Linked DNA regions of Homo sapiens: region 2 is linked to region 1. The links are chromatin contacts, found by POLR2A ChIA-PET in ENCODE. All regions are on one chromosome and are shown on one strand. Each heading gives the region's core, a stretch centred on a gene start or an enhancer-like site at or near the end of the contact. The rest is flanking DNA. Distances are from core to core; before and after follow the strand shown. Region 1 overlaps PRRC2B (proline rich coiled-coil 2B). Region 2 overlaps RAPGEF1 (Rap guanine nucleotide exchange factor 1).

Evidence for each region. ChIA-PET counts read pairs that join two places held with the same protein, here RNA polymerase II (POLR2A).
Region 2: POLR2A ChIA-PET joins it to region 1 with 10 read pairs in activated B cell. The contact joins two enhancer-like sites. POLR2A ChIA-PET finds 5 or more read pairs at or near these places in 3 of 52 experiments (Caco-2, PC-9 and activated B cell).

The regions. Positions count from the first base shown.
Region 1 is chr9:131,443,379-131,449,815 of GRCh38, forward strand. PRRC2B (proline rich coiled-coil 2B) reads left to right here. Exons shown (of 32, transcript NM_013318.4): 6 at 807-950; 7 at 3,023-3,264; 8 at 3,707-3,828; 9 at 4,284-4,426. Among named protein-coding and RNA genes, the nearest start is that of SNORD62A, 39 kb to the right of the region's middle. Within about 2 kb of position 4,478, at least 2 of the 41 ENCODE cell types and tissues checked have a DNase peak (open chromatin) inside an H3K27ac peak, as active enhancers do.
Region 2 is chr9:131,625,457-131,631,975 of GRCh38, forward strand. It overlaps RAPGEF1 (Rap guanine nucleotide exchange factor 1), which reads right to left. Exons shown (of 27, transcript NM_001377935.1): 6 at 4,780-4,868; 7 at 3,646-3,798; 8 at 3,093-3,216; 9 at 2,457-2,640; 10 at 466-966. Among named protein-coding and RNA genes, the nearest start is that of PRRT1B, 83 kb to the left of the region's middle. RefSeq lists enhancers at 2,798-2,847, 3,327-4,076. Within about 2 kb of position 3,180, at least 22 of the 41 ENCODE cell types and tissues checked have a DNase peak (open chromatin) inside an H3K27ac peak, as active enhancers do.

The DNA of each region.
Region 1 (6,437 bases), core at 3,228-5,727:
GCCCGCGTCGGCCTCCCAAAGTGCTGGGATTACAGGCGTGAGCCACCACGCCTGGCCTATTTTTTTATTTTTAGAGAGAGGGTCTCACTTTGTCACCCAGACTGGAGTGCAGTGGCACGTTTTCGGCTCACTGCAACCTCCACCTCCCGGGCTCAAGTGATCCTCCCACCCCAGCCTCCTGAGTAGTTGGGACTACAGGCGCCCGCCACCAGACTAATTTTTTGTATTTTTTGGTAGAGACAGGGTTTTGCCATGTTGCCCAGGCCGGTCTTGAACTCCTGAGTTCAAATGATCCACCCACCTTGGCCTCCCAAAGTGCTAGGATTACAGGTGTGAGCCACTGTGCCAGGCAAAAGCAGCATCTTAATCCTTTTGGGGTGGACTGGGGCAGGGATGGCAGCACACTCTGTAGGTGTTGCCTCCACAGGAAAGCAGTTGCCTTCTTGGCCTCCCCTGGGCTGATTTTATAGGAGGCTGTGCTTGTCTGTGGCCCCAGGCAGTCAGTAGAACCTTCCCTGCTGGGGCAGGCTGTGGCCTGGAGCGGCTGTGATGTCTTACCTCTTTCCATTTGTAAGCAGGCACTGGTCCTTGCAGGTCAGCTGGGAAGGGGCATGATGCTGTCAGCAGCAGTCTCCCTTGCCACCCTCAGCACCCTCGTGGCATCTGCCAGCACAGAGCACCCTTGTGACAAGACTCCCTTCAAAAGCCCACTTCCAGGCAACACGGCTTTCAAGGTGTGGAGCTGGGAAGCAGACGACTGTTGACTCCATCTCACTTCCTCCATGTCTACCCCGTCTTCTTGACAGGTTTAAGGGGCTCAAGCCGACTGTTATCCTTCTCTCCCGAGGAATTTCCGACGCTGAAAGCAGCTGGAGGGCAGGACAAGGCTGGCAAAGAAAAGGGCGTCTTAGATCTGTCGTATGGGCCAGGACCAAGCCTCCGCCCTCAGAGTAAGTGACTGCAGCCTCTGGGCACTCGATGGAGTAACAGAACTTCCTCCTCTCATCTCTCTGCACTCCTAAAAGGGTGCTGATGCCACTGGGGTCTCCGGTTCGAGCTGGAAACGTGGCTCTTTGACTCGCCACGTGATCTGTGCATCCATTGGACTTGCTGCCTAGGCCATTGGATTGGGCCTTGTGCCTTTTTTGTCTCTTGGGTTGGGCCAGGCCTGTCCCCTCCCCCTCTGTCATCCGGTTGTTAATTTTGCTGTGCCTGGTGGCTGTGGCAAGGATGGACAAAGGACCAATTAACTTAGGTCCCCGGTTCAAGAGCTTGTTTTCTAAAGCTCCCAATCCTAGCTACATCTAGTCGGAATCACTGGGGAGTTTGTGAATGAGTCTGATTTCCAGTCCTCCCCTCCCCCAGCCCAATTAGGACCTGTATTTTTAACCCATTCCTCTGGGGATTGTTACATAAATCAGCCTGGTACTGGTCTCTACTGGCCCCTCATCTTAGGTCGGGCCAGGGAAGTGGCAGGATTGTGTAGCACTGGCTGGAAATTTCTCCTTGGAAGCCGAGGGTGGCTGGAGGTTAAGGTGGTGTTTAGGAATGTGATTTTCCACGTGTTCTACTCAGGGATTTTGAAGTGGCTCATGTAGTCCAGGGGTCTTGATCAGGTCTTAAATTGTGAGGCCTTTTGTTTGCTTGCCTTGATGTATCCCCAAGGCCTCTCCCATTCAAGTCATAAGTGATGTCCTGTAAGTCAGTGATCACTGTGGATGTGTCTTACTTAAACCAGCACTCACTGCCTTTCCAGTGGCCCACACAGGACTGGTTTATTTTGCTGCTTTTTTTTTTTTGAGATGGAGTTTCGCTCTTGTTGCCCAGGGTGGAGTGCAATGGTGCGATCTCTGCTCACTGCAACCTCCGCCTCCCGGGTTCAAGTGATTCTCCTGCCTCAGGCTCCCGAGTAGCTGGGATTACAGGCATGTGCCACCACACCCAGCTAATTTTGTATTTTTAGTAGAGGCGGGTTTCTCCATGTTGGTCAGGCTGGCCTTGAACTCCTGACCTCAGGTGATCCGCCTGTCTCAGCCTCCCAAAGTGCTGGGATTACAGGCGTGAGCCACCGCGCCCAGCCTGTTTGCATCATTTTAAGGGACACGAATTATGTCTTTCTGGGGTTAATTAAGAGGAGCTGCCTTGTGGGACTATAAAAACGTAGACATAGAAGAAGCTTCTAAGCATCAGTTTAATCTCCTCATTGGAGAAGATGAGAAAACATGGACAGAGGGGTGACCTTGGCTTGCCCCAAATCACACAGCAAAGGGGTTGAAGAGCTGGGATCAGACATGTCCTGGGTCTCTTTCCCTTAAGGGTCGTGTAACTCAGAGACCTTTGTGCTTCAACTTCTAACCAAAAGGTGACCGAAAACAGGGGTCTGTTGTCTCATTTGATTTCTTGTTGGCCTCTAATAATTTCCACCCGATCTTACCACATTTGGCAATAGAAAGCATCATTTTAAAAAGACAGGTCAGCAGGTTTCCGTCTGTGAGCTACGCAAGTGCCCCACACCTCCACTGGAAGGACAGCAGCTGCGCCTTGCCTGTCTTGTGGGCTGGGGGATCTTTATTAAAAGGTGCCACTGCTAAACAAAGCCTGAAACCACTGTGCCCGGAACTTGCTCCTGTTTTAATGTGTAGTCCAGTGCTGACCCTAAGTGGGCTGGTCAGTGTTTGTTGAAGGAATGACCCAAGGCTGGTTTCATCAGGGCCATCTTCATCTCTCTGGGTTGTGAGACTTGGGGAAGGGTGGTGATTGTTGCTTACTGATGAAGCCTTCTCTCTGAGTAGATCTCATTTTATATTTCACAGTCAGACTTCCCTCAGCAAGTTCATCCTCATTGGCCAGGGGTCTGCCCCAACCTTCCCTGACAGATTTAACAGTTCTTCACTTTTGGTGTTTTTTGTTTTTCATTTTATTTTTTTGGTGAAGGAGGGGGTCCCTTGACCTTCAGAACCTCATACGATCCCTCCTTCCCCCTCCTCTTCCCTCTCCCCTTTTGCCCCCTTTCAATTTCCAGATGTGACAAGCTGGAGGGAGGGCGGTGGGCGACACATAATTTCTGCCACGTCTCTGAGCACCTCCCCAACTGAGCTGGGCAGCAGGAACTCGAGTACGGGAGATGGAGCCCCCTCCTCGGCATGTACCAGCGATTCTAAGGACCCCTCTCTCCGCCCGGCTCAGCCTGTCCGAAAAGGGGCTTCACAGTTCATGGGAAATGTATACCACCCACCTACATACCATGACATGCTTCCTGCTTTTGTAAGTCTTCAGAGTGTACTTTTTTTCCCCCCATGAAGTTGGATTGTGTCCAGCAGATAGGTCAAGTGGTTGAATGTCCCCCTTGGGGTCTCCTCTTGGCCCTGTTACCCTACTTCTGAGGCTTCCACTCGTTTTGCATTTTCTCTCCCTGCTTTTTAAATCTTCAGGGCCTCTGACTTCTTTCCCTGGTGATGTGGATATGATTTTAGCCTTTGGTTCTTTAGAAACAGGAGAGGCAGGTTTTCCCTGACATAGGTCCCCAAGTCTACTTACTGGCAGCAGGAATGAAATGGGGGAGATGGTGGTAGGATTAATTAGGAAACCCCATGACTTTCCTGTTTCTTTTTCCCATTTTCCACTTTATAAAACACATTCTGATTTAAGTGGAAATTGCAGTTTCAGCCATTACCAGCAAATCCTGTTCATTGATGTTATGTTTCAGATGTGTTCGCCGAAGTCATCAGAAAACCAGGGTACAGTGGAACGAGGCTCTTTTCCCCTTCCTCAGCTCCGCCTTGAACCTCGAGTTCCTTTTAGACAGTTCCAGATGAATGACCAAGACGGGTGAGTCCATTGCATTACAGTCACGTGTGTAGAGATGAGTGCGGTGGTGATTCTGGTCAAGATGAGGGGCTGATGAATAGAAGTGCTGTGTCTCCTGGAGACCACAGAGAACTTAACCAGCTCAGCGTGGCAGGGTGTGTGGGGTGGTGGCTGGGATTTGGAGCTGGATGACAGATTGAGTCATGATTTCAAGTGCCTGGTAGAGTTGAAGTTCTGGCACGTGTGTGTTGCTGCTGCCCTAGGCCTTAGCAACCAGCATGTAAAACTGCAGGACAAGGCAGAACTTCTTTCTGGGATGTACTCGTTTGCTCATTATATATTTCTTTTAAAGGAACTGATAGAAATAATTAAATCAAACATGAACCTTTGCAGTGTGGAATTTATTTTTGGAAAGGTATTTGATTTTGCTTCCGTCTGTATACTGGACATGATTCCATCATCTTTTCTTTTATCAGAAAAGAAAACAGGCTGGGATTGTCTCGCCCACTCCGCCCACTAAGGCAGCTGGTGGAGCGGGCACCACGGCCCACCATTATCAATGCGGAAAACCTGAAGGGCCTTGACGATCTGGACGCCGATGCCGATGATGGCTGGGCAGGTGGGCAGAGAAGCACGGGTGGTTTAGACGGGCAGGACCAAAGTCCATATGTACTTACCAGGGATGGAAACCCCCTGGCACCACCGTGTGTTTTCCCTTGGCAAGATAGGGATGAAGAGCCGGACAGGGAAGCAGACCTGATGCCCTCCTTCCTCATTTACTCCCTGACTAGAGGTTCCTTCCTGGCCAAGCCATTAGCTTCTTTTGGTCTTTAGTCTTGATCTTAGAGTTTTGTTGTTAACTTTTTAAAAATTATTGATGATGCAAAATTTAAACAAAAAAGAAAATAGCTCCCAACCACTGATCACTCAGGTTCAATAAGTACCAATGTTCTGCCATTCGGTTTTTGTTTGTTTTAATTTAATTTTTTTCCAAGAGACAGGGTCTCAGCTACTCTGGGCATACTGCCTGTGGGTTAGCCCTACTCTGCAAGGAGCAGTAAAAAATATAAAGATAAAAAGGAAGGCTGGGCACGGTGGCTAATGCCTATAATTCCTTTGGAAGGCTGAGGTGGGCAGATCACAAGATCAGGAGATCGAGACCATCCTGGCTAACATGGTGAAACCCTGTCTCTACTAAAAATACAAAAATTAGCCAGGTGTGGTGGCGCGTGCCTGTAGTCCCAGCTACTCAGGAGGCTGAGGCAGGAGAATCACTTGAACCTGGGAAGCAGAGGTTGCAGTGAGCCAAGATCGCACCACTGCACTCCAGCTTGGGCGACAGAGGGAGACACTGTCTCAAAAAAAAAAAAAAAAAAAAAAAAAAAGGAAAGAGAAAGAGTCTGGCTGTGTTTCCCATTCTGGAGTGGAGTGGCTGTTTGCAGGGTCCATCATGGTGAGCTGCAGCCTCAAACTCTTCCTCCTTCCTCAGCCTCCGGAGTAGCTGGAACTACACGCGGGTGCCACAAACCCAGCTTGTTCTGCCATTCTTATTCGTTTATCTCCCCCCACTCCCCATCCCCCAACCTGATTATTTTCTTTTATAGTTCTTTTTATTTTCAAGTAGATTTAAATTATAGTGAAAGGTACCCATATCACATTTTACCTGTACAGTTTTACAAATGGATACGTGTATATCACACACATCCATATCCAGAGAAAGAGGGAACATTTCCCTCACCACCGCAGGCTTCCTCATTGCTTCTCCAGTGCTCTGCCCTGCCACCGCTCAAGGGCCTGCTGCTCTTCTGATTCACTTTACCCTAGATTAGTTTTGCCTAGTTAACAGACTTCAGATGAGTGGAGTCATACAGTTTTTACTCTTGTATGGTTTTCATATTCATCAATGTTGTTTATATGCCAGTTGCTTTTAGTTGCTGAGATATGTTCCAGTGCATCAATATACTGTAATTTGTTTATTCATTCAAAAGCCCCACTATATACATCATACTTCTATTTCTCTTGGGTAAGTATCTAGAATTGTTGGGTCAAAGGGTAGACATAGGATTAAGTGTTTAAGACCTGTCCAAACCTTTTCCCCTGGTGGTTGTGCCATTTTACATTCCCAGCAGCAGTGTGTGAGAATTTGGTAGGTCTGGATCTTACATTTTGGTGTTCATCTTTTTTTTTTTAAAGAGACAGGGTCTCACTTTGTTTCCTAGGTTGGAGTGCAGTGGTGTGATCAAAGCTCACTGCAGCCTTGAACATGTTTGTGTTTTTAATTTTAGTCATTCTAGTGGGTGTTTAGTGGTATCTCATTGTGCTTTTAATTTGCATTTTGCTGATGACTAATGATGATAAACACACTTTTATGTGCTATTTGACAGCTGATATATTGTCCTTTGTTTGGTATCTGAATTTTAAAAAATTGAGTGGTAGGGTACCAGCCCAGGATACAAATCCTTTGCAACTTTTATTTTGCAAATATATTTCCTTATTGCATTCTTTGTCTTAATTTTTTTTAAACACTGTTTTGGTGAGCAGAAGTTTGAATTTTGAAGTTTAATTTACAAATTTGGGTTTTTTTGTGGTTATTATTTTTGTGTCCTGTTTAAAAAAATGTTTGCTTCCCC
Region 2 (6,519 bases), core at 1,930-4,429, 180 kb after region 1:
CATTCTGGGAGCATGAACAGAGACAGTGTGCTCTAGACAGGGATCCTTAGACAATCACTCTGTGGAAACTAGGCAAGTTCTGCTGAAATTCACGTATCCACCTCGCTCTACACAGATGTTGCTGCAATGCTGTCCTGCGTGCCAGGACACTCGTTCCCCTCTGTCACTGTGATCAGGCCAGAAGGTCAACTGCTGCCATCTAAAGAGGAGAATCCCTCAGGCTACATGGAGACCGGACCTGAGATTGTATAGAAACTGTAAAGGAGAGGTCAGCTGATGAGGCTTTAAAAATGATCACGTGTAATGACAAAACCTGGCTCCCAGAAGTGTCCACATACCTGGCTGGCCTATCTTTTATGAAATAATGAGGCCACTGATTTGATTCTGGTCTAATGCTGAAATAAAACATACTGCCATTTCAGGTTATAAAATGCACTTCCTGACAACAGTGCAACAAAGGCTTACTGTGTTTGTTTTTCTTCTCTGGTAGAGGAGGTGGTTTTTCTGGGTCACCGGTTGACTCAGGAGCAGTAAAATCACCCACAAATTCGACAGGGGCTGAGGAACCTCCATGCTGAAAGGGCAGAATAGCAGCAAAGGGCGCGTAGGGGACGGATGGGATCGGGGCTGTGCTCTGCAGGTCCTCCCCAGAGATGTTGTCATACTGCGAGGGATGCCGCTCGTAGGACACCCTGCAGCCAGAGCCGTCCGCCGTCTGGGAGGCTGCGCTCCTGCGCTTCTTCTCGGGGAGAGCAGGTGGCGTATCTGTCTGCTGCCCTGGGGCCAGAGGTCCGTCTGGCTGGGGATGGCCGCCAAGAGGCAGCTGGAAAGGAGGGCCAAGAAATGGAGACCCAGACTCCCCCAAAGACTCTGGCAACGGGCTAAGGTTCCAGGCCGTCTGCTGAGGTATCTGGTCTGCGTTAGAGAGGTCTTGCTGGAGGAATTCATAGTCGGGATCATAGTGGTCTGCAGTTACAACAGGGGAAAAAGAGACCCGTTAGCCACAGGCCCTGCAGGAGCAGCCAGCTCCCCCCGCCCGCCTCTCGCCGGCTCGCTCATGGGTGTGTGACAAAGACCTGTCTCCAGGGCTTATTTTATATTCACATGTTATATTCTTCATTCTTCTCCCTGATTATAAAAGCAAACCAGATGGGAATATGGCTGTTTGCTATACTTTTATTTTTTACATTTCTTATTTAAAAAAAAAATACACAACCATTACGGAAACTGTGGCAAATTACATCAAGAAAATAAAAATCACCCACAGTACCATAATCTAACTGTACTTTCTATTTACATTTTGAAGTATTTCCTTAAATGACTTTTTTGCCTATACAATTCCTTTTTGAAAAAGCCTAACTGAGGGCCACGCGGTGGCTCACGCCTGTAATCCCAGCACTCTGTGAGGCCGAGGCGGGCCGATCAGTTGAGGCCAGGAGTTCAATACCAGCCTGGCCAATGTGGCAAAACCCCGTCTCTACTAAAAATACAAAAATTGGCTGGGCACGCTGGCCCACTTTGGGAGGCTGAGGTGGGCAGATCACCTAGAGTTCAAGACCAGCCTGGTCAACATGGTGAAATCCCGTCTCTACTAAAAAGACAAAAAAATTAGCCGGGCGTGGTGGCACACACCTGTAATCCCAGCTGCTTGGGAGGCTGAGGCAGGAGAATCACTTGAACCCGGGAGGCGGAGGTTGCAGTGAGCCCAGATCATGTCACTACACTCCAGCCTGGGTGACAGAGTGAGGCTCTGTCTCAAAAAAAAAAAAAAAAAAAAAAAAAAAAGAAACAATTGAGAATACTATGTAAATGGTCCTGTACTTTTTCTAGTTATCAATATGAGTGATTTTTAATAGCTACAGATTATTCCAGCAAATGAATGTACCATAATTCATCTGATTTCCTACCAATGAAAATCTTGCTATTAATCACTGATTATGCTCCTAGGATACATTCTCAGAAGTGAAAATATCTAGTTCACAGGATACGAACAGCTTCCTGCTCTCTAAGCCCCCTGCCCAGCAGACTCGGAGGGGCCCGCACAGTACACATTCAGCACTGACTAACGAGAAGGCCGGCTCGCGCGGCTCCCTCCCCTTCAGCCTCTGTCAAGTGTTGTCAGGACCCCCACCCCTTTGTTTAAAGCTCTCAACACAAATGGCTCTTAATTTTGGTAAAGAGAGTCAAATTACTCACTGACAGATGAACTAACAGTCACCGCTTGAATATCTAGGCTGTGGTTTTACATTGTGATTTCATTTACATGCTCAACTTCCTTGGGAGGCAGATACTGTTATCCATATTTTGCAGATGAGGAAGCTGAGGCTCAGATTTTAAACAAGTCAGCCAAAGCCACGTAGTCAATGATTGCATGACCTGGGACTCCCACCCAGGACTGTAATGGCCCCAGAGAAGCCACCGAGACACGATGGAACAGGAGGATGGTGGCGGCTCACCTAGTGTTTCACAGCTTGTGTTCCGGGAGCACTGCCCACTGTCCCTGTCCAGAGAGGACAGCTGCTCGTCTGACTTGCTGAGCTTGCCTATGCTGCTGCAGGGGGAGAGGCGGGGCGACTCTCCACCATATGAGTGGCTGCCTCCTGACAGTCGCCTCTGTGCGTAACAGTCAACATCAAAATCCTCAAGTGGAAAAAGAAAAACAAAGCCAAATCACTTCTGAGAAACGGTGGCACAGACCAGGGGTGAGGCAACCGGTGCATTTACTTAGAGAAGGAAATACTGCCAGGCGAACTCAGAAACCACCTCTGACGTCAGTAGTCGAAGGACACATACAGCTGAGAAGCAGCCATCTGGAGTTTGTGGGGGGTGTGGCCAGGGAGGGCCCTGGGGCTGGACTCACCTATCCCCAGGAGACGCCCTTTGGCTCTGCCCTCCCTGCCCTGACCCTTATCCCCATATGGGAACTTGGACCGTGTCCTGGAGAGAGAGGGATGGGTACAAGGTCTCGCACTCCTCGATGTGACAAACACCAGCGCCTGAAGACCATGGGTTTCTTTCAGCTTCAGGAGCCACATCCCTGAGCCCCCCACCCCCTCCCTGCCTTCCCATGCAGGGAACAGGGGCTGCATTACCTGCCTATTGATTCCAACAGGCAAACTGGAGCCACTGGTGGCTCGGCTCATGGGGGCCACCACAGCCACTCGGGTAGGGGACGGCGCCGACTGTCTTTTCTTGGGTGGCAATGCTGGTGGAGGACTGAAACAGACCGAAACGTCCAGGCAGACCAAACCACACTCACCAAAGCTCTTCAGCGTGATATTGGGGTACAGGATGTGGGGTTCTTTCATTACTAGACTCTCCACACCCAATGTTCACACTTCAACTCCTGCCTACTCCCCTCCGCCAAAATAAAACCTGTAAATACCAAATGAACAAAAAAGAACAACCCTTTCTTTTTCTTTCATAATAAATCATACCATGTCTCCCTGGGCTGAGGGCACAAGGAGGCCTTCAGGAGAGCTCAGGGTGGCCAGCGAGGGCCGGCGGGGTGGGGACAGCTCCAGAGTCAGCCTCCCAAGGGGGGCCAAGCCCTCAGCGCTGAGGGGAAAGGGCCCGAGCCCTGTCTTCCTCCCTTTCTTTCTCATTCTGCCATGGGAGGCACTGGACAAATAGGAAGGTAATTACCTATTATCAACCACCCGAATGCCAGGCAGAGGAGGCTTGGGGGGCGCGACCTCTTCATCCGTGGCATCTGGGAGGAGCTCAGTTGACTGTGACATCCCAGTCGTCTTGTTTAGGATCTCTACCTCGCGGTCTGTCAGGGGGAGCTCTGCTGGGCTGGAGAATTGGGAAGAACTTGGGGTTACAGAAGGTCAAAGGCGGGACAGAGCACACACAGGCCCTGAGAGGGTGAGGACGTGACCAGGAAGAACACAGTGGGTGAGGTGGGGCTGAAGAGCAGGCTCCCTGGATATAGAACCCTGGGGTTCTGGTTTGGTTGCTAATGAGCTACTGGAGCTTGGCTGTGCCCCCAACTTTGCACCTCAATTTCCTCATCTGAAAATGATCTAAGGGTTCTCTAAAATGCTCCAGGCCGGGCGCAGTGGCTCACACCTATAATCCCAGCACTTTGGGAGGTCAAGGCGGGCAGATCACTTGAGGTTAGGAGTTTGAGACCAGCTTGGCCAAGATGGTGAAACCCTGTCTCTACTAAAAATACAAAAATTAGCTGGGCATGGTGGCGTGCACCTGTAGTCCCAACTACTTGAAAGGCTGAGGCAAGAGAATTGCTCTAATCTGAGAGGAGGAGGCTGCAATGAGCCCAGATCGCACCACTGCACTCCAGCCTGAGCCACAGAGACTCTGTCTCAAAAACAAAAAAAAAAGCTCCAAATTTATGTTTTATATTTTTACCAGGAGCTTGGAGTAGAGATGAATATAAACCTTTACAACCATCCATGTCATCCTCAGTTTACTCTTGATCAAACAAGAGTGCTCTCAAGTCAAAGCACCCAAACCCAAGCCTTTAAAAGTTCTTTGTCATTATGAAACGAAGCTGCCCAGGAAAAGCACTGGTATGTGTCACTGGATGCGCTCACAGAAGATCCTTGGAAACAGTCATGCTGAAGGGTAAACTTGAGACAGGGCAATACTTCAAGCCTGTGTGAAATATACACACACTGCTAACCACTGAAAAAGGAATATGGGCCTCCAGCAGCCCACCCTCATGCTGCCCACCCCACCGGGCCCTATCCTTGTCAAGTGCAGACTTTGCCACTGAGCGTGACACCCGCGACACGAGGGTTAGTCAGCACCTACCCATCAGGCTTGCTGGCAGGGGAACTGGGCTTCACGGGGCTCGTCGGAGACGGACGTCCCTGCTTCTCGATGGTGAGCCTGACCAGCTCCTACCCCCACAAGAAAAAGGCAATGAGCAAAGCTCCCGTCACCACTGAGTTTCCACCAGAAGGCAGGCAGGTGCTGTCTGTCCTCTGCTGCTGAGTCTCATTTCTGTGCCTACAGATTCCCCACGCACCATAAACGCAAGTATCACTTGCCTTAGGTAATCTGCATGACTTCCCAAATGTCCCCTGCCCTCCAAAAATACCTTCATGGCATGTCAAGTTTCAAATGCGTAAAGGCACTTCCTCTTGGAAGGGGAAATGGCAAACCCCAGCCTCTCAAAATGATTGTTTATCACACAAATTAAAATACTCATCAGAACAGGTTCCCAGTCAGTTTGTTGGGGAATAACTCTGTTCCTAGTTCTCTAAAGCCATTAGATCATATGCACGATGATGGCATGGGTGGTTTCCCAAGGCGAGCTGGCCACAGGTGTGGTGGAGCTGCTAGCTGGTGGGGGTGGGGTGAGGGCTGGCTGGGATCCTTGTCAATGGAGAGGGAGTTAAGGGGAGATAACCCAGCAAAGAAATCACTTTAGAACCATTAACTGAGAAAAACAGAAAAGAAAAATAGCCTTTTTCAAATCGTAGCAAAAGAAAAAAAAGGGAAGACATAAGTGCCCATGTGTTTTTTTTTTTAAATTAGAATGCATTTTTTCCCAGTTTGATGAGTTTTGACAACTGCATATACCCAAGTAAGCGCCACTAAAAACACAAAGAACATTTCTATCACCGTCTCCAGCCAATCTGCCCCGCCCCAACTGTTTAACTTCTATTATCATAGATTACTTTTGCCTGTCCTAGAACTTGATATAAATGGAACCATATCATACATACACTTTTGTGTCAACCTTCTTTTTAAAAACAGCTTTATGGATATATAACTCATATGCCATTAAATTCACCCATTTAAAGTGTACGATTCAGTGGTTTTTAGTCTGTTCACAGAGTTGTGTGACCATCAACACAATCAATTTTAGGACTTCTCATCACCCCATAAGGAAGCTCCGCATTCCCCTCGACCCCCAGCCCCTGGCAGCTGCCAATCCATTTCCTGTCCGCACATCTTTGCCTGCTCCGTCCCCCGAGCTCAGCGTCAACAGCTGTGCTTCGTGTGGGCGAGGCGCCTGCTGCTCGCTGCCAGCAGTGTTCCCACTCGTGGATGCACCACAGCTTCTCCCTCCACCTTCCTGTTGCTGGACATCTGGCCTGGCCAGGGCCTGCATGTGTGTGATGAGGGGCTTCCAGGCTTTCAGCAGAAAGCTGTTTCCAAGTTACAGAGGAGGTGGCAGCGGATGCCAGTGGGCAACACAGTAACCAGAGACCCTGAACCAGCGGCTGCCAAGCCTCTCCAGACTCAAAAAAGCACCACACACAAAAAAGGCAGCGTATGCTGCAAATAAGGCAAAGAGTCAGTTACCATCCTTTCCAGCGCAAGGGTTCTTTCGAAAACAAAAAAACTAGAAGGTGAACACGCCGAAAAAAATATCAAACAAGAAATTTACAGATACCAATGGTCAATAATCATAAGACATTCACCACCTTGGATGGTAATAAAATAGAAACTTCCAGACATGGTAGGTGGGAGCACCACTTCAGACAGCCTCTCCAGAGGGATGACTTATCAGTATATATCAAAAGCCTTAAATATTTGCAT